Regions from separate parts of the Mus musculus genome. Here all the other regions are linked to region 1. A link is a loop called in an ENCODE intact Hi-C map of the cell type or tissue named here. Cell type or tissue: heart. All regions are shown on one strand. Links, peaks and the distances in the headings refer to the core of each region. The heading gives the core; the rest is flanking DNA.

Region 1 (8,167 bases), core at 1,423-5,422:
GGGGTACAGTTCCACAGGACAGCACTTCCACCTTGTAAGACCTTCATTCAATGCAGCATAATACTTGTTTTAAAACATTGAAAAAGAGGCTGGGCATGGCTCAGGGATGAAGGCTTGTCTACCAAATACACAGGCGCGCGCGCACACACACACACACACACACACACACACACACACGAGAGAGAGAGAGAGAGAGAGAGAGAGAGAGAGAGAGAGATGAGAGAGAGAGCAAGCGAGAGAGCGCGTGCACTCAAGCGAGCATGGGCAAGCACACCAACCACCTGCAAGGTGATGGAGAGATAGCTCCGATTTAAAAAAACAACCAATTGCTAGCTAAAATTAAGACAACCACAGTCCTGGTCAGAATATCATGCTGCTTAGGTCCAGGAACTATCAACCCCACAGTCAGCCAGAAGAGTCATTCAGTCTTCTGCACACCCTAGGAACCCAAGAGGGGAAAGCTGCAATTTAAACACTTAAAACGAATACTTTCAATAGGAAGGCAAGTAGCAGACGATGTCTAGTAAGCAGAGTGTCACAGTGACAAAGGAGCTTCTTAAAGAACTAGAATGCAGTTACAAATGATGAGTAAAGGCAGGAGTACTCTGTTGTGTTAGTCTCCCATGACTTAAAACTAAAAGTACTTTATTTCATTTTATATATATAAAATATATGATATATATTTATATAATATATATACTATTTATATATTTTGTCTTGTTTTGTTTTTCGAGACAGGGTTTCTCTGTGTAGCCCTGACTGTCCTGGAACTCACTTTGTAGACCAGGCTGGCTTGGAACTCAGAAATCTGCCTGCCTCTGCTTCCAGAGTGTTGGGATTAAAGGCGTGCACCACCACTTCCCAAACTATCCCTCCATTTTAAATTTAAAACTTGGTAGCTCACAGTGGGCCTTAACTCCAGTGTGGTGTGGTGTGGTAGTGGTGGTGGTTGGGGGGGGGGGGTGTCTGACGGACTCTTCTGGTATTTAAGGGCAATGCACAGCCATGATGCACAGATGCAAGCAGAACACCCACACACATTAAATAAAAATAATTAAAATCTTTAAAAAAAAAAGAACTAAGTAAGATACACCATTAAAAACGACAAACCTAAAGCCAGTTAATCGATGACACAAGAAAACAAGGTGAAAGTTAAAAGAGACAGCAGAGCACACCGTCGCCTGTGTCTCGACAACATAGGTAGTGAAGATTAAGAAAGCATATGCAAAAATGGGACTTAACTGGGGCAGTCTGATTGTACTGTTATTTTGGATTTGCTGTATCTAACGGGGGCTGTTAAGAGAGAGAGAGAGAGAGAGAGAGAGAGAGAGAGAGCGAGCTTTCTTTGAGACATTAAGCCTATAGGTCTTGTTATGCCTCGGGAGATACCTGTCCTTCGAGTACACATTTCCTCATTTGATCAACTCTTTACCAAAGGCCGAGTCTGAGTGATTAATGCTTTCAGTGAAATAGCTTTTTGGAATCCCTAGCTACTCATCTGTCACTACCGGAATCTATTACACAAACTGAAGAATATACCACTTAAGCTTGCAGTGAACGGAAAAGATCATGTGGTGGATGGTTATAACACAAAATGCTTTGCGATGCTATGCTAATCTGTATAGGGCACAAAATAACTATGATACAATACATGCCATAAAAATGTTAAAAAGACAGAAGGGGGTCCTGTGGCACAAAGGCTTGAAACAAACAAAAAATCATAAATCCAATGCATCGTAACGTTCAAAACCGAAATCTAAACCACCCGGGGATATTTTTTTTAACTTACATCCTACCTATTTTTCTGTTCCTAAAAGCCAGCAACAAGCTGTCATTCATTCAACACTCATTCTATCCCTGAACCCGAGGGGTCGCGTAGGCGTAGCCGCGACTCCAGGCCGCTTCCCGCAGTCGGGCCCACTCCGCGTCGTCGCGGCGCGACCGGGGACTGCAGAGCCTCGGCGGCAGGGGTCCACAGCCCACTGCGCGGCTCGTAGGGAAGCCTAGCAGCCTGAAGGCAGGCCTCGATGTGCAGACCTCCGCGGGGAAGCACCAGGGTCCCCTGCTAGGCGGCACCATTACCTAGACGCGACGGTCCCGAAGGAGAAGCCGCTGCCCGCTCCGGTCCCGCCGGGGGCCACAGTGGTGGAGCCGAGGGTCCCAGACCCGAAGGAGAACCCCGTGGCCATGGCGGCCCTTGGCGCGAAGGCGTCAGCTAGGGTGGAGAGGCCTAGGACGCTTCTGTCCCTTCACTGCCGAAGAGGGACGTGCCACATAGCTGGTGCCCAGCGGGTACCGGGTGGGAAACAACCCCAAGCGGCGGTGCGGCAAGGCGAGGGCGGAGTGGGCGGAGCCACAGGCGAACGCATGCGCGACACCGCCCGCGCGCCGAACGCACTAGAAGCGCGCCCGCCGCGCAGGGAACCCTGGGATCGGAGTGGAAGCGGTACTCGTGTGAGGCCGGGCGGATGAGGTAAGGTGGGCGCCCCGCCTACTCGCTTAAAGCGCTAAGCCCCTGAAGTGCCCGGAGAGTCTCGCGGGATTTCGTGCTTTACTTCCTGAATGAAGGCCCTGGAGTGCGGCTTCGGTCCGGCCTCCTGTCAAAAGCCATGCGTAGAGTTCTAGAGTTGGAGAAGACCTTGGTCGTCACCTCACATTCCTCCAAGGGGACGTCTGAGTTTCATTTGGGTGTCGCTGCACCCGAGAAAAAAAGAGGGTGTCTACCTTTTGAGGGTCCAGAAATGTACGGGTTTTAAGTCGCACACGCTTCCGGTCAGCACCCCATGGTACTGCACGCTTGTGCTTCCTGCACGGAGGGTTCAGCGGGGCGGCGTGACACTGCCAGGCTCCTCTGCCTCCGAGTCTGAGGTCAGGACACTGTGCCCCAAATCCTAGTGGACGGTGAATGGGATGGGTGCCGTTCTTGGGGACCTTCCCTGAAGACTGCTTCCTGGCTATGTGGCTTTCCCATAACTTGGGGTATTTACGAGAGGAACTGCGAATTGGAAAGTGTAAGGACAGGGATGAGCGATCTGGCTGGAGAGCTGGCTCAGCACCGACTGCTCTTCCAGAGATCCTGAGTTCAATTTCCTAGCAACCACATGGTGGCTCACAACCATCTGTAAAGGGATCTGATGTCCTCTTCTGGTGTGTCTGAAGACAGCTACAGTGCACTCATACATAAAATAAATAAATCTGAAAAAAAAAAAAAACCCAGAGGGATGTAAATTAGAATGTACGGGCACCCGGAGCAACGTGGGCACCAAGAAATGCTTCTTAGCGGTGGTCTGGGGACACTGCCATCATATCATGGTTCTTTAATTCTCTGGCAGGAATTGGCATACTATTCCTGCAAGTGCGTTGACCAGCTGCCAAGTTTTGTTCGATGAAATTGATCCCATCATCAGACCCCTCAGATTTATGCTAAAGCACAATCCTCCCCATGGTAGTGATTCGAACAAAAGCCCAACGGTCTCTGAGTCTGGCCCTCAGTGCCCTTTATATGACAAATCCTTGGCACTTCTTTTCTCACAGCTCCCCCACAATTCAGCACTTGTTTTGTGTTGACCTTGAGCATTGCTACCTGCAGTTGGCTGAACCGGAACACCCTCCAGATTCATTGTAGAGCCCTGTCCTCTCCCCCAAATACTCATAGTGATGAAAACTCTGTTCCTCGCCATTTCCCTTTGGCAGGTCACAAAAGTTAGATGACGTCAAAAGGTGTGTTTGGCACATGATGTCATGTCAGCCATGAGCCATGCAAACTACAATAAGGAGTAACCTGGCAAGATATCTTTATTGGTGCAGTAGTGGCATGAATGTCCCAGTAAACTTTCCTTTTAACTGGAAAAAAAAAAACAAAAACAAAAAACCTAAGAGGAACCCAGATTTTTATTGAAAGGCTCCAAAACTTGAAAATACCAACATAAAATTAGCAAGAGCTACATGTCTGGCTCTGAGGACTCATAAGGTCAGTGAGAAAGGATGATTATTTTAAAATATAGTAGAGACTAATATATGTCTATGACCAGAAAAACTGTGGGCATATGGAATACTTTCAGTAATTCTGTAAATCTGTGACTTTAAAATTCAAAAATTACTGAAAAATCTCAACCTGACTCTAATAAAAGCTTGTGCAAAAAAAAAAAGAAAGAAAGAAAGAAAGAAAGAAAGCTTCAGAAGATACATTCAAATTATCATATATTCATGTATGATTTATGGCAAAGTTTAGCTATACAACAGTGATAGTTGACCCATATCCCACAGAGACAAAAAACCTGGAATTTTTGATCAATGGTATTATAATATATTGCATGCTAGTGGATACATAAAGTTTAAGACTAGACTTAAAAAGTCCCTTGCCTCTGTTAATGCTTCCCAATTGTATGTAATTCTGCCCCAGCAGCATGTGGTGTTGAGAGGTGCTACAATTTACAGAGTGTGGAAAGTTAACTGAAGAGGGGACTCCATCTATACACTTCTGGAGAAGCCCCCTCCATGCTGAGATAAGATTTCATATGCAGCTGTTTTGTACTCCTAACCCACTCCTGTAAGTAAGCCCGGTGAATTTGTTGGTTGCCCAAACGAGATATCGGTGGGATGTGTCCTTTGTCACTCCCTATCTGGAGTGAGTAGGTGTTTGTTCATATCTCCCCAGGAAAAGGTCACACAAAACCTAGTCTAGTGTAAGCAACCAAGCCTCCTCCAAAGGATCATCTAAGCACTCTTTGCCATGACATTGCTAATGTTTCTATTGTCTTCTATGTCCTTATACTGATCTGCATAATGTTTTTAGTAAGCTAAGCCTGATGAATATACAATCTCTTATTCCTCCCACCACTTCAAAAACAGTTCCTTATGTGCTTCTTTACTGATTTGAATTTAATTTTCTTTCTTTTTTTAACATTTATTTTTATTTTATGTATGTGAGTACACTGTAGCTGTCTTCAGACACACCAGAAGAGGGTATCGGACCCTATTTCAGATGGTTGTAAACCACCATATGGTTGCTGGGAATTGAACTCAGGACCTCTAGAAGAGTAGTCAGTGCTCTTAACTGCTGAGCCATCTCTCCAGCCCTTAATTTAATTTTCCTTGGAAGATTATCAGAATTATTTGAGGTTCATTACAGAGGCATATTGCACCAGCAAGGACTTGGTGCTTGCTACTTTAAAGTCTTGAGGCACCACTAGCCCCGGCCCAATTAAACACCATTTACCTCTTGAATGTTCTTGGATTAGATAATTCAAATGAATCCAGAATATAAATCTGCCTAGTGGCATTTTCATGGTTTTAATGTTTCCAACACAAGCTCTGCTCTTTCTGTTCTCATTGTCAAGGTGGATCCTTCTCTGGGGGCACTGGATTGGAGGAGTTTCTGTCTAGGGTGTTATGTAGTTGGGGCTTCCATTGGATTCTCACCTAAAGTGAACCCTGCACTTGGACTTTTAGTTGGGCATCTAAGAGGGTATCAAAACAGATAGTAAACTCATCTGATTGGCATGGCATGGTCTTCCTGCAGCATCAATATCAGTATCTTGCTCACCTCTGTAGATGCATACATTCCACCATATTTCTAGCTATAAGATCTCACTGTCTTGCCAGCTATTTAATTCTTCATAGAATTGATCTTATATTTTCTATTACTTGAGGTTTTCTTTTAAGCAGAGTGATTTTCAAGCTTCTCATATTACAGTAAATGGAACTTCAATATGGATTTTGAAAAGCAAGTCAATATAGAATGGTTAATAAGAATGCAGACTCTGGAGTCAGACTGTCTGGCTTAATGCCATGACTCTTAACATTATCCACTCTGTAATATCAGACAACTTCATCCTATTTCATTTTTGTCATCTTTGAAATGAGAGAAGTAACAGTACTTTCCCCATAACACTGATAAGATACTCAGTGTCCTTCCTGTCACCTGATAATCATAGTAGACATTAGCTAATATCAGTATTACTGTCAGAAAATTTGGAAAAGAGAAAATGTTAACTGTCAAGAAACAAGCAATGAACAGACAAGACAATAGTTTAAAGCAAAATGACATAAAAAGTTTTACTGTCAGAGTCTTGAGGTGTATTATACAGTGTAATTTGCCTTTCTGTATTCTCATCTTTTCAGAGCTGTGTGTGTGTGTGTGTGTGTGTGTGTGTGTGTGTGTGTGTGTGTGTGTGTGTGTGTACAACTGTGCCACAGGACATCTGTAGAGGTTCTAAGGATTGAACTTGGGTTGACTCATGAGTCATCTTACCAATCCTAAAAGTACCACTTTCTAATTACAAATGTGAAACTGCTTCGTTCACAAGTCTTGGACAACATGGAGCAGGGCTTCTCGACCTTTTCACCCCTGCCATCTAGGGCAGGAGGATTTTTTTCTGTGGGTTTTCTGGCACATTGCGGCTGGCCTAGACCTACTAGTTGTCAGTTGTATTGGCTCCAAATTTTACCAGACATCCCATGGAAAGAAAATGCTTCTAAATAGTGTCAGAGGAACTAAAAATAAATAAATAAATAAATAAATCACACATGGCTCTATTTGCAACAATTACAAACTATTTGCTGGTCACATTGAACTTGCTGTGTCGTAGGTAGCATTTTGTTCATGTAATAATATGTTATTTTATTAAGGAATATCCCTCTATAGGATCATACACACACACACACACACACACACACACGAGAGAGAGAGAGAGAGAGAGAGAGAGAGAGAGAGAGAGAGAGAAGAATTTATGTATATGAGGTGTATGTGGTGTGTGTGTGTATGTGTGTGTGTGTGTGTGTGTGTGTGTGTCGGTGTTGCATGCACAGAGGCCAGAGGCAGGCATCATTTGATCTCTTTTATCACTCTTAGCTGATTCTTTTGAGGCAAGATTTCTCACTGAACTTGAAGCTGGTAGTTAGCAAACCCTAGGCAATCCTGTCGTCATTCTGCTCTTAGCTCTAGGCTTACCAGTATGCACAGGACCACATCTGTCTTTGATGTAGATGCTGGAATCTGAATTCTGCTTCTTGTTCTTTTGTACAGCAAGTTTTTTTAACTGCTAAGTCACCACCTCTCCAGCCTACACAGAGCTAGTTTCAATGAGTGCCTACACTAATACGGAATGAATGCACCTCAATCACAAAATCCAGAGGAGATGGAGAATTGTTCCAAAAACTACACTGAAAACTACACTGCCTTATTTCTTTGGAATAAATCCAAGTGTTAGTAGAATCCCTTCTTAAACCGAAATGCAAGTGTTTCTAACAGACTGGCTGGGTCCTTTTATTCTCCATGTGTAGAAATCCTGGAGTAAGCAGGGAGAAGCTAGTCTCCCTGTGGAGCACTCAGTGTCTAATAACCAAGAGCAACCGGGTGAGAGGGTGAGAGCGACAGCAGGCAGGATCCATTATTGTTACAGCTCTAATGCAGGCTTCAGGTTACTGGCATCCTAAGCTGTAGAGTTGCTACAGTTGTGGGATGGGTCAAGAAGTAGGCCCCCCTTAGCCCTTGGTAGGAGATGGAATTGCAACATCCAGGCTGTCACATCAGGGATTCCTCAGCACTTGAAACAGCCAATGTTAACAGCTCCTCCCATACAGTCCTGTCTGTCTAAGAGCATTTTCAGTGACCAGGACCTGCGGTGTCTCTTACCTGGTTCTGTCCATCTTATTCTGCAGACCTTACTTTTTATTTGCACCCTGGCTACTTTCTTGGGTCGTCAGCTGTTTTCTGTGCTGCTTTTATGGCTTGTCCTGCTGTCTTCCAGATATTGTTTCACTGCCACTGGCACTGCCACTGGGTTGTCAATTGCTTCTTTCTCTATATTGTCAGGTCAGCCTGCATTACTGAAAGTAAGAGAGAAAAAAAAAAAAGGAACAGGTAAGCGGGGTGTAGTGGTGCATGCCTTTAATCTCAGCATTCCAGAGGCAGAGACAGACAGATCTCTATGAGTTCAAAGCCAGCCGTGTGTGTGTGTGTGTGTGTGTGTGTGTGTGTGTGTGTGTGTGTGTACATCAGAAACCCTAGAGCTGGAGACACAGGTACTTGTGATCCACTGGCCATAGGTGCTAGCAACTTGACTCCTCTATAAGAGCAAAAGGTTCTCTTAATGGATGGGCCATCATTTCAACACCAACATTTCAACATAGCGAGTTTCAGGACAACCGGAGCCACACAGTGAGA
Region 2 (8,167 bases), core at 1,904-5,903, 530 kb after region 1:
GGGGCACCATCCTCTCTCTCCGCATTCAAACCACCCCAGTAATGCAAGGGGTACTTTCATCACAATGCACTGCCACAGTTGCATGTGTGTCACTTGTTAAAGAGTAAAAGAATAAGCAGTGATCCTGTCTGTTGTGATTAATTTTTCATGCTGGAAACGGAACCCAGGGTTTGTGCGTGCTAGGCAAGAAGCTCTGCCATGGAGCTGTCCTCAGCCTGCTTGTTACGATGTATTTCACATATCACCTTTCCCTTACCCAGGACATCCTTTGCATGCGTGGGTGGTGGGAAGAGTGCTGATGCCACGGTCTTGCTCTAAGGGCTGTATTATGTCTGCTGTTAGGGAATGCAATGGTCAATGAGCTGGGGTTACAGCTGAGCAGGCATGGCGTTTGTAGAGCACGCGTGAGTTCCATTTTCAACACCAGGAACAAATATTTATTCCATTTCATGATGAGCAGCTTTAAGCTGATGTCAGTGAGACACCCCAGGAGGCTTCAGATACTTTATTTTCTAACATGTGTGTCTATGCTACACAGTTCAATGAATAGTTGGGCTGAATCTATAATAACTTTCTCGGACTTCCATAATCAAGGTGGATGGCTTAAAACGTCAGAATGCATCCTGTCATGGCTCTGGAAGCAGAAGTGCAAGGTCCCCATGTCAGCAAGACTGAGACTAAGTCCCTGAAGGAAGGTTCTTCCTTGACACAGCTTCTAGTAGCCCCTGGAGTCCCTTGGTTTGAAGTGCGTCACTTCAGTGTCTCTGCCTGTAGCTCTGCATTGGTTTCCTTCTGTAACAGCACATGCCCAAATTTTCCTCTTCTAATGAGGAGTACACCAGTCATTTTGGATTCAGATCCATCCCAATATGATTGTATCTGTAAAGACACTACCCCAAATAAGGTCTGATTTGCAGGTATCAGAGCTTGGTACTTTTACTTAACTTTTTTTTTTTTTTTTTCGAGACAGGGTTTCTCTGTATAGCCCTGGCTGTCCTGGAACTCACTCTGTAGACCAGGCTGGCCTCAAACTCAGAAATCTGCCTGCCTCTGCCTCCCGAGTGCTGGGATTAAAGGTGTGTGCCATCACCGCCCAGCAGAGCTTGGTACTTTAAAAATGTCTTATAGGGAGACACAATTCTACCCACAATAGTCTGTCCTCTAGACTTGCCTCCAGGTTGATGTCCTTCCTATGTCCTATCAGTCAACAGACCTGCCCTAACATACAAAATTCCAGCATTATCATTTATGCCTAAAAAAATCATCCTTGAAGTCATTTAAATCAGCAACAAGAGGGACCTGTTGTGTGGGACATCTGGGAAGAATCTAGCGAGATGGAAATCTTTAGTCCGGCAAGTTATTTGCTTTCAAAGTACAGTGTTAGGTTAGACATAAGATGCCCATTAAAGGGAGACAGGAGAGGCAAAAAGGGCCCAGGAGTTTCAAGCCAGTCTGAAACCCAGCAGGGAAAACCCCAGTATTTGAAATGGTCAGTCTTGCCACAACGCTGTACTTCCTTATGCGATCTCACTGCGGGACTCTTAGGGAGTGTTTCAGGCAGATTTTCTTCCGGCCCACCTGGGTACCTGGCAGTGATGGTGAATTGTCCACACGTATCCGAAACTCAGATGCTCACTGGAATGAACATGCTTTTACAGGTGGTTTCCAAACCCTGGCTGTGATGGCTAGCTAATCTTCACTGTCAACATGGCCAATATTAGAAGCGCCTTTGAGACACCCCTCTGGTCATTACTGTGAGAGCTTTTCCAGAAAGGTTCAGTTAAAGAGAGATGGACCTGTCCTGAAAGAGAGTGGTACTGTTCCAGGGGCTGGGGTCCAGACTGGAGAGAAAGGAACACAGGAAGTGCTAAACTAAGTACCAGCACTGAACTCTCTCTGCTTCCATCCACCCCACTGTGAGGGGAACTCATGCTATCACCACTCTAAGCTACTCCTGTGTCCTCTCTCCCTCCCTCCCCCGCCTCTCTCCCTCCCTCCCCCGCCTCTCTCCCTCCCTCCCCCGCCTCTCTCCCTCCCTCCCCCGCCTCTCTCCCTCCCTCCCCCGCCTCTCTCCCTCCCTCCCCCACCTTTTTCCCTCCCTCCCCCGCCTTTTTCCCTCCCCCGCCTTTTTTTTTTTTTCCCTCCCTCCCCCCCCCCCCCCCCCCCCGCCTCTCTCTCTGTGTCCTCTCAACCCCACCTCCCAAAGGCTGGGATACCACAGTCCCTTTTCTGTCTACTGCCCCCCCCCTTCTACCCAGAACAATCTCTCAAGGAAAAATCGAATTTCTCATAATGAAACCCTTCCTTCTAGGCATGGTGGCTCCTGCCTGGAATCCCAGCACCCAGGAGGATGCTGAGGCAAGACTGCCAGTTTGAGCTCAGACTGGGATACATGGTGAGTTACAGCCTGGAACACGGAGTGAGAGCCTGTCTGCAAACCAGTCAAACACACACAAAACCTTCAAAATGTTCATTTCTCCCCTACCAAGGTCTATAAAGCAGATATGACTGCCACCCCTCACGTCACCTTCTGCAGGAGAGATGACTGCACCTTCAAAAGAAAGCTCTGCTTCCGGCAGGACCCTACACCCTGAACCACGGTGGTGTGGCTGTCCTTCCTCTGGAGAAGGCTAGGGGTGTAGAAAGACTTCCCCAAGCTTTCCCAAGTCTGCACTGTCATTTCTACTTTCCCGGGCACTCGACCACAATTTCCCAATGCCCTCCCTCCCAGCCTCTGCCTTCCTTTCATTTTCGCAGTAGGACATTTCACATTAGTCCTGTCTGTACTGATTTAGATTTTAGACTATCGTGATGAGACACTGGGAGTTAGATCGACTCCCTGGTGGGCAGGCAGAGAGAAAGGGGGGGGGGGACCATGGCTAGGTGATGATGGTGGTGAATCTCCAAGATGCCCAGCTTCTTCCTCAACCTACCGTTTTCCTCTCCCACCACCAGACCCCATTGCTGATGGACCTGCTCAATGAAGTCAAGACTGGGTCAGGACATGTCACACAACAGTTCTGGGCCAACCAACCACCCTAGATTTCTTCAAACTCTCCAGCCCTAAATTAGGAGCAGAAGGCTCTGCAGAGGCTTAAAATAATAATAATAATAATAATAATAATAATAATAATAATAAACCCAGCCCCTGAGAGGAGTCTCTCTCTCTCTCTCTCCCTCTTTTTCTCTCTCTCCAGCTTTCTGAGTCCCCTTTGCAGAGAGTCTTTTTCTGTGTGCCTGTTGCAGGAAACACACACCTCACTCACCTTCCTTCTACTCCTAATTCTGTCCACGATGCTTAAGATTTCTCTGCTGCTCCATGCTGGTCTTCAGATTTTTCCTGCCTTTTAATTCTTCGGCTGGCAGAAACAACAAACCTGACCAAGACTCCTAGACTATATCATTCCAAAACCCTTAGACCGTATCAATAGTTTCCAAAGTCAAAATAGATGATAATTCTCCAATAGTTAATTCACATGGCTATACACAACCATAGCTGGTGGGCATGCAGACATGGAAGTGACTTCAACAACTTTTGGAGAAGACAGGTGCCTTGGATTTCGACTGCTTGTGGTTTCTTCTGGATCCTTTCACGCGCCGCCATTGAGTCTCCTCTGAGAATCAAGAAAGCATCAAGAAAGCATCTTGAGTTCTCACATTCATTCCTGGCACCTGTAAAAAGTTCCAATGCCTGACCCGACTTCCTTCTCCCTGTGCCCTAGTACCACTGTCAAACTCAAATCCAGGACGTTTCTTCCTCCAGACACACGAGGGCGCTACGAAACTGGAGCTGCTCAGAAGGCGTGGAGGGCGACGCTCTTCCTAACGATTGTTAGCGTGCTCAAGTCCGGGTCTGCCCTGCGAGTTCCGCGGCGTGGGCTGCTGCCTTGGAAACGCGGGGCGCGCGCTTCCCGAGCCTGGCAGAGCCGGGGTCCGGAGGATGCTGCTGGCGGCCGGGGCACGGTACGCCCGCCGGCTGTGCGGCCGGGGAGCCGCGGCGGCTCTGCAGGGACGCACAGGCCGGAGCTGCGCCCGGGACGTCAGTACTAGCTGGTCCCCGGTGGGCGCCGCCTTCAACGTCAAGCCCCAGAGCCACCTATGGAACCTGTTGGGGGAGCGCCGGGTGAGCGTGCCGTGGGTCTGGGCAGCGCGGGCTCCGCGTCTGGCTGAAAAGGGACTGTGCCGGGATAAGCGCACCCCGGAGCGGCTGACCCAGCGGCAACTCAGCCTTTCCTCTACTCAAGCTCCATTCTTTTCCTTCTGGCTTCAGAGTTCACATTTGCCCTTGGCTTTGTAACGACACTCTTGCTTTGAAAACTCCATCACACCTTAATTGTCCACTTCAGGCTGCTCTGAAACAACCTGTTAAACTAGGCATAGTGGCTCTTGTAAGACAGTCTTGATAGGTAGAGGCAAGAGGGTACAAAAGACAGTCCTTTGGGCTCCGAACTGACTTTGAGACTAGCCTGAGTTGCTTAAGAACCGGCGGTAAAACAGAAAGCACCTACAGAACCCTACTGAGAAAAATCAGATTTCCTGTCGTGCTTTGTAGTTTATTGCATAGCCTACGAAGTCATCAGAATTGCTTGGCTATTTCTACTCTGCCCTTGGTGGTGTTGGACACTTGATAATGAATGAGGAAAAGGCAGGAAGACTGAGGAAAGATTTTTGTCCTAAAACAATGATTTTTCAACCCTTCTAATGCTGTGACTCTTTAATACAGTTCCTCCCGATGCGGTGACCTCAAACCATAAGATTATTTTGTTGCTATTTCACAACTAATTGTGCTACTGTTATGAATTATAAACATCTGATATATGAACCCCCAGGTGGGTTCTAAAAGTGTTTTTTTATTTTTTTATCTTTTCACTGTTGGGCAGCTTTCTAAAGACAAGTCTGGGATATAGCTTCATTGTACTTCATGGCATATCTCTGTGTTTAACTTTGTCTATTTGAAAGTTCTTTCTTATTATATAAATTTTCCTCCAAAACCCATAAAGGTCGATGATGCTGGTATTAGTGGAGTTGGTGTTGGAAGTGCCTTTTAGCAGAAAGATAAGCTTGGTTTTGGGTGGATGAAATAGAACTGATTTCACCTGTATTTTAAACCATTGTTTAGTGTGTGTGTGTGTGTGTGTGTGTGTGTGTGTGAATGCATGCAGGTCTGGAAGGCGCAGGCCAGAGGACAGCCTTTCCGGATCTGTAACCTTCAACCTTTTGGAGGTGGAGTCTCTCTTGGTTTTGCTATTGGACTGAATACTCAGGTTATCGTTCCTGCTCCTATTTGGTTCTTGAGCTTCTGGGCTGTTTTCTTGTTTCTATCTTGATGTAGGAGGACTGCTGGGATTATAGTTGCATGCCACAAACATTTGACTTTCAAGCTTTTTTTATTTTTTTATTTTATGTGTTTTGCCCAAATATATGTAAATTCACCACATGCGCAGTGTCCGTGCAGGCGAAAAGAGGGTGTTCTATCCCCTGCAACTGAAGTTGTAAACAGGTGGTAAACTACCATATAAGATGCTGGGAATAGAACCCCGGTCCTCTGCAAGAGCAGTAACCACTGGGCCATCTCTCCAGCCCTTCTTCCCAAGTTGTTTTTAATTATGTTTTTGTTTGTTTGTGTGTATAGGTGCCTGTATGTCCATATGCCTGGCTTTTAGGACTTGGGATGCATAGATGAGAAGATCTGAAGTTCCAGACTCAGTCACAGGAAACAAAAAGAATTTTAAAGCGTATTTCCATATCCGTAAAAGGGGAATGTACTCCCGGTTCTAGAACTGTGTGATTTAGCTGAGAGAATCTGTGTAAAGTACATGGCACACTTTGGCCTGCGTTATATTAAGCATCAGCTTTCTCAGGGCGCCAGGATTGGTGCTCCAGCTGCTGTTCAAAGATGGTCATTCGCATTAGATTAGTGATTTTATTTTTCTTTATTAAAATACTGGAGTTCCTTAGTTTCAGCCAGTGACTGGGTTTGGTATGTTACGTCTCCTTGTGGGTTATTGGTATTGTGGGTTGGTATTATGTGTGGAGACCTCGCTGTATGTGAGGCACTCATACATACTGTCTGCTTTAGTATGTTTCTGTGCTGACAGGTATACTGCCAGCCTCAGATACTTGATGAGAAAACTGAAGCCCGGGAGGAATGATCAAGTGACCAAGGTTGTGAACTAATTATAGCTGTCATTAACATCTGTTAAGTGCTGTCTGTGTGCCGGGCACTGTTAGAAATTTTGTTGAACTTTTGAATCTTCATTTAGTCTTCCCAGCCTTTTTCTCACGGAGACATGGTGATGACAGCTGAACCCACACCATTCATTTACTTTTGAAAAGTAGGGAAAGCTTGAAGGAGACATATAGTTTCAAAACATTTTAGGGTTATTTTGTGTAGCATGACAGAGAAATAGTGACACTGTTCCCATGAGCATAGATGTGGGTGGTCGCCAAAATCAGGGCTTTGCACAAAAGTAGTTCTAGGGAGTGAAACAGACAGACAAAACTGTGCTTCTGGCTATCGGTTAGACATGCTGTTTTGTACTTTTAGGGTCTTTTTGGAGTTCCTGAGCTCAGCACCCCTGAAGGATTCCAAGTTGCCCAAGAGGAAGCCTTGAAGAAGACGGAGTGGCTGGTAGAGCGAGCATGTTCCACACCCCCAGGGCCACAGACAGTCCTCATTTTTGACGAACTCTCGGATTGCCTGTGCAGAGTGGCTGACTTGGTGAGATTTAGAATGGAAAACAAGGGTGTGTAAGGGTGCAGGAGCGTGCATGCCGTGTGTGTGTGTGTGTGTGTGTGTGTGTGTATATGTGTGGTGTCTGTATGTGTGTGTGTGTCTGTGTGTGAGGGTGCAGGAACATGCATGCCGTGTGTGTGTGTGTGTGTGTGTGTGTGTCTCTGTGTGTGTGTCTGTGTGTGAGGGTGCAGGAACATGCATGCCATGGGTGTGTGTGTGTGTGTGTGTGTGTGTGTGTGAGAGAGAGAGAGAGATTGAGAGAGATCGAGAGAGATCGAGCAGGAGTGTGCATCCCATGTGTGTGAGTGCAGGAGTGTCAATGCCATGGATGTGTGTGTAGATGCATGCAAACCATAGGGGTGTGTGTGTGTGTATGCATGTATGTGTGTGCAAGAGAGTGCATGCCATGATGTGTGTGTATGAGTGCAGGCATGGGGTCGTGGGAGAACTCTCAGGAGCCTCTCCTTGTAGGATCGATGGTGAAATTTAGGTCACCAGGCCTGCAAGCCAGACCTCCTACCTGCTGAGCCGTCTTGCCAGAAATGGGCCCAAATTTGATTGCTTGTATCAATAAAGGTGATTAATGGCACATAGAATCTAAAATAGTGATTGGTCTTAGACTCCACTGTTCCATCAAAGTCCTTTGGTTTTTGTCTTTCCCCTTCATTAGGCGGACTTTGTGAAAATTGGACACCCAGACCCTGCATTCAGAGAGGCTGCGCAAGAGGCCTGCAGAAGTATTGGCACCATGGTGGAAAAGTACGTCCTTTCCACTCCAGGTGGCTTTGTGTAGAGCGCTTGTCACTTCCAGGGTGGGTGGGAGGAGGTGCTGTGACCCAGCAGCCCAGGAAGGTGGTGGGATGGCTGGGCCAAGTCCTAGCAGCTGGAGCTGGTCTGCTGGCTTCTCTCTTCCTTTATCGTTGGATAATGAAGTCGACTTTCCAGGTTGCCATGAGTGAAAATCAAACGAGGCAAATATGAGATGCTTAGAAGGTGTCAGGCACACGGGGTCATACGGCAATATTTGTCCTCCGTACTGTTGACAGCAAATGTGCTGGTGGGTTTTTGTGGAGACCCTCAACTGAGGAATTGCCTCCATCAGATTGGCCTATAGACAAGTCTGGGAGGCATTTTCTTGATTAATGATGGACGTCAGAGGTCTCAGCTCACTGTGAGCAATGCCACCCCCAGGCAGGTGGTCCTTCGATGAGTCATGGAGTGTGAGCAGCCTTCCTTCTTGGCTTCTGCCCTTCAGTTTCTGCCTTGGCATCCCTCTGGATGACATGGCAGACAGGGCTATTATGACATGGGCTAGTCAGGGTTTCTATTCATGACCAAGAAGCAAGTTGGAGAGGAAAGGGTTTATTCAGCTTACATTTCCATGTTACTGTTCATCACCAAAGGAAGTCAGGACTGGTACTCAAGCAGATC
Region 3 (8,167 bases), core at 2,382-6,381, 920 kb after region 1:
AGCTAATCCCAGTTTGTGTGTCAGCTGGCACAAGACTAGCCAGCACAGGGAGGGTTAGGAGGTGTGGCTTGTTGGAAAAAGTGTGTCACTGGGGGGTAGGTAGGCTTTGAGGTTTTAAAAGCCTGTGCCAGACTTTAGTCTCTCTCTGTGCCCCACTCTTACCATGCTCCAAGCCCTCCTACCTCCTGCTTGTGGGTCAGATGTGGGCACTCAGCTACCTGTGCCATGCCTACTTGCTGCCTTGCTCCCCTCCATGATGTTCCTCCTCTTCGCCCTCTCTTTTCCTCCCCACTTCCTCCTCTTCCCCCTTTCATCCTCCTCTCCCTTCCTTCTCACTTTCCTCCTCCTCTCCCTCCCACAGCCCCCCTTTCCTTCATCATCCTTCTCTTCCTTCCCTGTTTCTCCCTTCCTTGTTCTCTTCTCTTTCATTACCTCTTATCCTTTCTTCCTCCTTTCTTCATTCTCTCCTCCCCTTCCCCATCCATTCTCTTCTTTCCTCTCTATCCCTCTTTTCTTCTGCATTTTCTTTGCTATTTCCACCCTTTCTCCCCTCCATTTAAGCCCCCTTCTTCCCCCTTTCCCCCTCCTTTCTCTCTCACCCTGTTCCTCTTCCCTCCTTATCCTCTTTTCCTTTTCTCTTCCCTTCCTCTTCCTTTATCTTTCCTTCCTCCTCCTCCTTCTCCCTCCTTCTGTACTTCCTCATATCCCCTCACTTTATCCTTTCTTTCTTTCTTTCTTTCTTTCTTTCTTTCTTTCTTTCTTTCTTTCTTTCTTTCTTTCTTTCTCTTTCTTCCTTTCTTCCTTTCTCATCTCTTCTTCCTGTTTCTTACAATGTGAATGTGAAAGCAGATGTCATATATGTTGACTCCGGGTCCCTTTCTTCAATGCATGGAGCTATGTAAGCTCCACTTCATTTTCTTCAAGCCTCTAATTAACATTTGCTCTGAGGGTGGAACACTTCCTTCATTGTGGATGGCCTTTAAATGGTGTGTCCTGCTACCTGACTTTACAGGGAGGGATCGTCTATCCCTCATCTACTTGCTTATTGTTTCTCTCCCTTCTTTGTAATGTAAGCATAAAATCAGCAGCTTTATTTACTTTTATTGCTTGTTACAATGCATATTTCCATGATCCCCACTAGTGCCATCTCTCCTGCCTGGGAGGAGCTTGCAGGGTGGAGCCAGGCCTGCCTTTATTGTTTCCAAGCTGCGCGATTTTCAACTTGTGAAAATCACTTTTCCCTTCAGATTCATAAAGATCTTCACTAAAGATGGAGTGCCCCTCAGTAGAATATGCATTGCCCATGTCCATGTGTGTGCATAGGTGAGTGTAGAGGCTGCAAGCTTATGTGGCTTGTTTTCATCCTTTATTTCTTCATATATTTTGAGAAAAGGTCTCTGCACTGAACATGGAGACCACTTATTGGCTAGACTGGCTGGCCGGTAACCTCAGAGATCTGTCTAGTTCCACTCCTTCCCAATTACAGACACCAGGCTCAGCTTTTTATATGCAAGGGTGGGGAATCTTAATTCAGATTCTCGAATACATGGCAAGCATTTTACCCACTGACCCATCTTCCCAGCCCCGGATTCCTAGTTCTCTGGACTCATCTATTTATTGATGGCTTCTGTCAAAATAGTCATGCCATTTATCTTTGCAAGGTGTGGTGGCACATACCTTTAATGCCAGTACTCAGGGGGAAGAGGCAAAGGGGTCTCTATGAATTCAAAGCCATCTAGGTTTATGTAGTGAATTCTAGGCCAGCCAGGGATACATGGTGAGACTCTGTCTCAAACAAACAAACAAAAATAATAAGTCCCTTGTGCATACAAAAAGTAGACCAACTCCCCCCCCCCCAACACACACACTGATAGACTAATGACTATCCTGTTGCTATTTTGCTACTTTGTCCTAGTCATCTGCTAGCTGTTCAAGTTTACCTTTGCAGTCTTTTGAATCTTATTGCTGCCTGCCAGTCAATATGTAACAGGAAATGTATCATTGTGATATGACATGTGGTCACTGCCCTGCTGCCTGCCTTTCATGTCTCTGGCTCCAAACCTTGACAGCTGTTCTTATCAACTTCTTTAGAGTTTCTGTGCTACCTAAAAATATTGAACAAGAAAGGGGAAAAACAGCTGAATACATGACCATGTAGCCTATCCTAGCACTTAAGGAGGCAGAGGCAGAAAAATCCTGACACTTCAGAACCGCCTTGTGCTTTGTCTCAGCAAACAAAATGGAGAACATATTTTAATACGGTGGTACACATAGGATAAGATTTACCTTCAGAGTCCTTTTGAATCGTGCAGTTCCATGGCATCACAGTCATGATATTGTGCAACCACCAGCAAGTACATGTCCAGAACTCTAGCTGGTAAAATTGCAACCAGGCCTACCCAAACAGTTGCTTAGGATACGTTGTCTCACTCTTTGGGTGTCCTTGTCATTCAGGGGTGTATCCAGTTGGGATACAGTAGCTTCAGTAGATTTTATGACTATTATCTGAAGAAGCTAGTGACTCCTCGGCCTAGGATGCCACTAGCTCTGGCATCTCTCCTGAGTTCTGATCTGCATTTCCCATGAGTAATGACATTGTGTGATGTATCCCAAAGGCATTCTGCTCTAGAGGTTCAAAGCTGCCTCTGATCAGCCTCCTTGTGGGCTGACTCTGCTTCTCTTGTGGCATGCCTGATGGCTGAGGTCAGTCCTTCCTGTCAGGGCTTCCACTCCATGCCTAGGTTCTATTGTTACAACATCCTGCTTGGTGCCCAGAGAAAGATCTTATAGGAAGACAGAGGAAGAGGGATGCATTCTGAACTCTGAAGACATTTAACCTGAAGATTTGTCTTGGGGTCTGGGTGGTACATGTCACATTACAGGTGCTAGGCATGGTGTTTGGGAGGGGCTTGGAATGGGGGGAATCTCACTTGATAGACAAAATCAATATTTTTTCCTATTTGTTGATATCCCAATGCATTCACTTGTATAGGCTTATCTAATTTAAAAATCAAGTATTTGTCTATCGGGGTTTCTAGGCAGGATCGTTATACTGAGTTTCAGTATTTTTCTCTAATTGATGAAACTGACCCGTTCCAACAGCGAAAGGAAAGCTTGACTAACATTATGGTCTTCTAAGGAGCTCTCGGGGTAGTTTTTACTCCTAATGATGAATCCTGACTATATGGAAGGGAGCCAAGAGAAGTGGTAATTAATATCATTTTAAAAGGGTTAACTCTAAAATGGAGTTTTTAGTACATGAGAATATTTCAAATAACAATCAGGCGTTTACTATTACACCAAGTAGCTTTTGCGTGGCTGTAATAGATGAGGGGTTTGGTTTTTCTATTTTCATCAGGATCTGTGAGAAGTTAAGTGGAAGGAGGTACCTGGGTGTAGCATGTGGGGTTGTGCGGCTGCTTAGTATAGTTGGGTTAGGTTAGGGCCAGGCTGCTCTTCAGCAGTCACTTCTGAGTGGAGGGCTCGGGAGAGGTGTGGCCTGGAGAGAGCCACTGGAGCTGCTCCTTAGTGAATAGACTGGGAGAGAAGGGGTGGCAAAAGCCGGTCCCAAGCATCCTTGCAATCGAAGGGCGCTCCTGGGAGGGGCGTGGCTTGGAGACCGGCGCAGGGCGGTCCTTAGCTGCACGGGGGAACGGGGCGGGGTCGAGGCGGGACGTGAGTCTCCTCAGAACAACCGCAGTGTGCGGGGTGTGTCAGAGGAAGGCGTGGCCTAAGAAGGGGGCGGGTCCGTCCTTTGCCATCCACGAGAGGGGCGGAGCCGAGGCGGGGCCTGAGGCTCCTCCAAGAACAGTAGCGGCCCTTAGGGCGCGTCTAAGAAGGCGTGGCTACGCGGAAGGGCTGCTCCGCAGATAACGGTCCCAGGGCTGCGCATGCCTGCGGGCGACGCCTACATGGCCCTTTGCAGCCCCGAGCGCGCGGCGCGCTAGGGCTCGCTCCTCCTCCGCAGCGGCGCCTTCCTCTGCCCTTCTGCGGGCTGCGGCAGAGCGCTGCGGCGGTACAGGCCTCTGCCATGAGGATCCCCGCCTCAGGGCCAGTGGCGGACCTCTCGGAGCGGCAGGGCTGGGCGTGAGGAGGAGGCCTGGGGAGCCCGCCATGGGGGACAGGTGACGAGACCCCGGGCGGGAGGGTGGTGCCGCCCGGCCGCGCGCGAACCCAGCTGACCGTCCGTCCCTTTGCCTGTCGCAGGTGGGTCCGCGTGACCGTGCTCCGCGGCTGCGTGGGCTGCAGGACCGTGGCGGTGCCGGCGACCGCTACCGGGCGGGACCTCAAGGAGCGCATCTTCGCTGAGACCAGCTTTCCGGTGGCGGAGCAGCGACTGTGGCGCGGAGACAGGGAGGTAGGTCAGCGCCAGGCCTGCCTTCTTAGATGGGCGCAGTCGCCTACTGGCGGCAGGAAATTCACCGGCTCCTGTCTGTCACGGAAGACTGATGCTCAGATGAGTCAATAGAGCTTTGTAAAGAGTTGGAGCAGAATGGCTGGAGCGTGGTTGTGGGTTGTAGGTTTTGGTTTGTTTTTGTTTTGTTTTGTTTTTTGACTTTTTTTTTCTTTTGCACTTACAATTTCCACATTTGTGAATCTTAACTGCCTAAAACGAAGACACGTATTTTGATGGGCATTGTGAACCAGGGAGTTTTTAAAATTCACAGACATCACCATTGATAGAACGGGACCATCATTTATATTTTTCAGTTTCTAAGTTTAACAAGAATGGTGTTTTTAAAATAGCCAATTCTGGAGCCCTTCCCACTCTCTTTGTGGTCCTGGGACTGAGACCTATGGCTTTGCATGTGCTAAGCAAATTCTCTACACTAATTTCTTTGAATCACAGAAATTTACAACTGAAAAGGGTCTTCAGACATAACTTAATCCCCAAAATGTTATTTTGAGGAGAAAACCTGAAACTTCTGAAGTGCTAATGAACGGCTTAGTCTACCAATACTTAGGAAAATGAGAACATTTTTACATGTTCAATTGTATTCTTAAATGATGGGGCAGACGCTACAGTTTTCTTGAAAGGGAAGCTTAAGCTTTATTGGGAATGATCCTGTTCTCTAATTTTAGTATCTTTCCTTTCTTATGTGATAAACATCATCGTTTCCAGGCCTTAAAAAGTCAAATAAAATCACAGGAGTTACTTGAGTGTCATGGATGGCGTTTCTAGTTGGGTTTCCATACTGCTTAATTCAGAGCCCTCCAGGGTGGTCCTGGCTTTTTATCCACTGGGTAGCTTTTCTGGTTTCCTGCACATTAGACAGATCTCTGGTGACCTGCTCTCAGGCACCTCTACAGACGGGTCATTTCTTATCATATTCCCCAGGGGTGTTTGCTGACTCGAAGACATTGGCTTGCCCCAGGAGTTGAGGCAGACCTGCAGAGGAACACACTGTTATTGCTTTCTTTGTCTGTGACACCTTCATTCTTACCCGCCTTTATGGGTTTGCTCTTCTGTGTCTATTCCCACTTTACTCCTGGGTCTACTTTGTTGTCGTGTTCCCTAAATGCATATGGTAACATGACTCAGTTGTAGCTCTTGACACTGGAATAGTTTCTTACAGGTGCCTGTGCAGGACTCAGATTTGGGGTGGTTGAAGTGGTCATATTGTTTGGATTGGGTGGTTGGGAGGTGAAAGAGATCCAGGCCCATCACTGATCTGGTCTGAGGTCATGAGACTATGGCTGTGAAGGTGAAATTGAAAGCATGGGGACGTGAGAAGGCTCAGTGCTGTGCCAGCCTGGCAATTGAACTTAATGCTGGAGCCCACGTGACAGTGGAAGGAGAAAGCCTTCTCTAAGACTTGTTCTCTGACCTTCACAGGTGTGCCCTCATCATATACCCATAACACAGTATGCACACCACACACACACACAACCACACAACCACACACACATATCAGACACAATACACACATACACCACACATATACATACATACATAACACACACACATAACCACACACATACACACACCAGATATACACATACACATACCATGCACACACCACACATATGCACGCATATCAGATACAACACACATATACATATACACAATCCACACACACTACACACATACCATACATACACACCACACATGCACAGACACCACACACATACACACACCACACACACATACACACACCACACACACATATCAGACACAACACACACATATACATACAAACACATACCACACATACTACAAACATACCATACATACACACCATGCATGCACACACATACCACACACCACACACACACCACACATACCACACACACACACACCACCACCACCAACAACAACAGCACCAACACCAACACCACAAACTACAAATAAGCAAATGAAGGGATATACAGGGCACTTTGTAAAGGACAGAATTGTGGCAGTTGGTGCCACATGGACCTAAAGGAAGGAGCGAGGAAGTAAACTAAGGCAGAAGGCTTTATAGGCATGTTTGCAAGCCTGGAACCAGACCAGGAGAGCAAGGGTTTCTTAGCAGATGACAGAGGCAGCTCATTCTGGAACAAGTGTGGCAGTCAGTTTGCTTTTAGATGTGGTTCAGCTGATGGTGAGACACAGAAGGAATTAGGAAAATGCATATAACGGAGAAGTGGGTGACCCAGATCCTGCTTGCCACCACCATGTACATGTAACTGGGGCCAAATTCATGTGTCAGAATTGCTTTCCCATTTGAAAGTCTGGTCACTGCTAAGGTCTGTGACTGTAAGGACTGAAAGTCAGCTCACAACTGCAGATGGATTCAGAAAGAGAGGTCAGGGCTAGAGATAGGTCGTGGCTGATGCTTAGCAGTTCTCCCTTTCTGTATCTGGGGAGTGTGTGGGAAGAGCATCACTGAGCTCCTGGGCCCTGTTCTATGATCTCCACACCCTGCTGAGCTTCAGCCGCTGTGCTCTGTGGCCTCTTCACCTACCACCTCATTTAATGCTCTGAAGAAACAGGGTGTCGGCATTCTCTTCTCAGGCGGACTTTCCCCTCTTTACCTCTCAGTCCCTGCTGCTTAGGACTTTCTAGATTGACATTATTAAATTCTGAATAGTTTAGTGTGAGAGGCAGATGATAATAGATAGTAGATGGAGATTTAGCTTTTCTCTTTTAATTCATCACAAGTGTGTCATGTCCCTCCCCGACCCCCCAGATTTTGACTCTTGAGCATCTCCCTGTGTCATTGATATTTTTTAAAAAAAAAAAGAGGTGTTGGGTGATCTGCTGAACAGTTATATTATCATACTGTTTAATAGAGTCACTGTTTGGTAGTAATTGAAATGCCTATCTCCGAGGTTTGTAAGGGAGAATGAGGCTGGCTGGCGAGACGAAGCTTCTAATGATTTGATACTCGTTTTCAAAACATTGAGACGGGCACTTTGAATAGAAGGTACATTGCATCTGGGGGGAATAGGTGCATTTTCTTTCCTTGGTTGCAGTATCCAGAAGAGAAGGGAAGAGAGCCTATACAAACCCCCAAATCTTGGCACACTCCATAAGAGCTAGTGCTGCTGAGGATGTCTTACAGCCAGCTTGCTTTTTAGGCATCTCACTGCCCTGTGATAGATAGCAACAGAGATTATAGTCTACCAGATTGTTAAGTGTTTGACCTCAGTTAATACACTTATTTTAGGTATTAGTTTCTTGTAGTTGATTCTCTTTAAAACCTGAAAACGTCATAGGTTTCCTTCTTTTGTATTTTCTGCCATTTTTTTCTCCCAGCACACCTTAGTGATCCCAAATTGGACTAATGAGCCCTGGTTTATGTATTACTTCCTTTGTAATTAGATGGTTAATTGACCAGTGGAATGATCACCCATGATGACGTAATGGATATCTTCTTGTTTGCATTTAATACGTATGTGTAACCTAAGTATATAACCCAGACAATGTTCCATTTACTTTTGTTGGTTATGCCTGTTATAAGGAGCTTATCTTTCTTTAGGTAATAAGCTGGGGAGCTTTTTTTCACCCAATATTTCTTTATTAGTATCCATCTAAAGTGTATATAGCTTGGCTGGTCAGTATTCATTGTTGTGTGATATTTTGCCATGCAAATATATCACAACATTTGGTTTATTTCTAAGTTGGCTTTTGTTTTGCTTGTTGTTGTCATTGTTGTTGTTTTGTTAGTGGCAGTCAGTATTC

Evidence for each region. A loop is a pair of places that touch in the nucleus more often than their neighbours do. Peaks named below come from ENCODE experiments on the same cell type or tissue, not always from the same donor. Only the 100,000 strongest peaks of a DNase experiment are listed, where the experiment ranks them.
Region 2: it touches region 1 in a loop (4-fold over the local background); 2 of 42 quality-filtered maps call a loop at or near these places.
Region 3: a loop joins it to region 1, with 4 times the contacts of the local background. A loop is called at or near these places in 4 of 42 quality-filtered maps.

What each region holds. Positions count from the first base shown.
Region 1 is chr14:60,249,081-60,257,247 of GRCm38, forward strand. Nupl1 (nucleoporin like 1) reads right to left here and starts at 2,399. Exons shown (of 15, transcript NM_170591.2): 1 at 2,083-2,399. The coding sequence starts at 2,189. Gm38641 (a long non-coding RNA gene) reads left to right here and starts at 2,394. Exons shown (of 3, transcript XR_874661.1): 1 at 2,394-2,473. In heart, for the core only: a CTCF peak has its summit at 3,097 (motif pointing left); a DNase peak (open chromatin) is centred at 2,431; H3K4me3 peaks cover 2,283 bases; H3K27ac peaks cover 2,345 bases.
Region 2 is chr14:60,780,748-60,788,914 of GRCm38, forward strand. Mipep (mitochondrial intermediate peptidase) reads left to right here and starts at 3,819. Exons shown (of 19, transcript NM_027436.3): 1 at 3,819-4,123; 2 at 6,548-6,721; 3 at 7,407-7,495. The coding sequence starts at 3,941. Mipepos (a long non-coding RNA gene) reads right to left here and starts at 3,802. Exons shown (of 3, transcript XR_001781278.2): 1 at 3,726-3,802; 2 at 3,267-3,614. It overlaps C1qtnf9 (C1q and tumor necrosis factor related protein 9), which reads left to right. Exons shown (of 4, transcript NM_183175.4): 4 at 1-122. In heart, for the core only: a CTCF peak has its summit at 3,773 (motif pointing right); a DNase peak (open chromatin) is centred at 3,854; H3K4me3 peaks cover 1,755 bases; H3K27ac peaks cover 910 bases.
Region 3 is chr14:61,169,092-61,177,258 of GRCm38, forward strand. Sacs (sacsin) reads left to right here. Exons shown (of 10, transcript NM_015788.2): 3 at 4,207-4,357. Among named protein-coding and RNA genes, the nearest start is that of Sacs, 35 kb to the left of the region's middle. In heart, for the core only: a CTCF peak has its summit at 4,398; DNase peaks (open chromatin) are centred at 2,690 and 3,750; H3K4me3 peaks cover 1,981 bases; H3K27ac peaks cover 1,395 bases.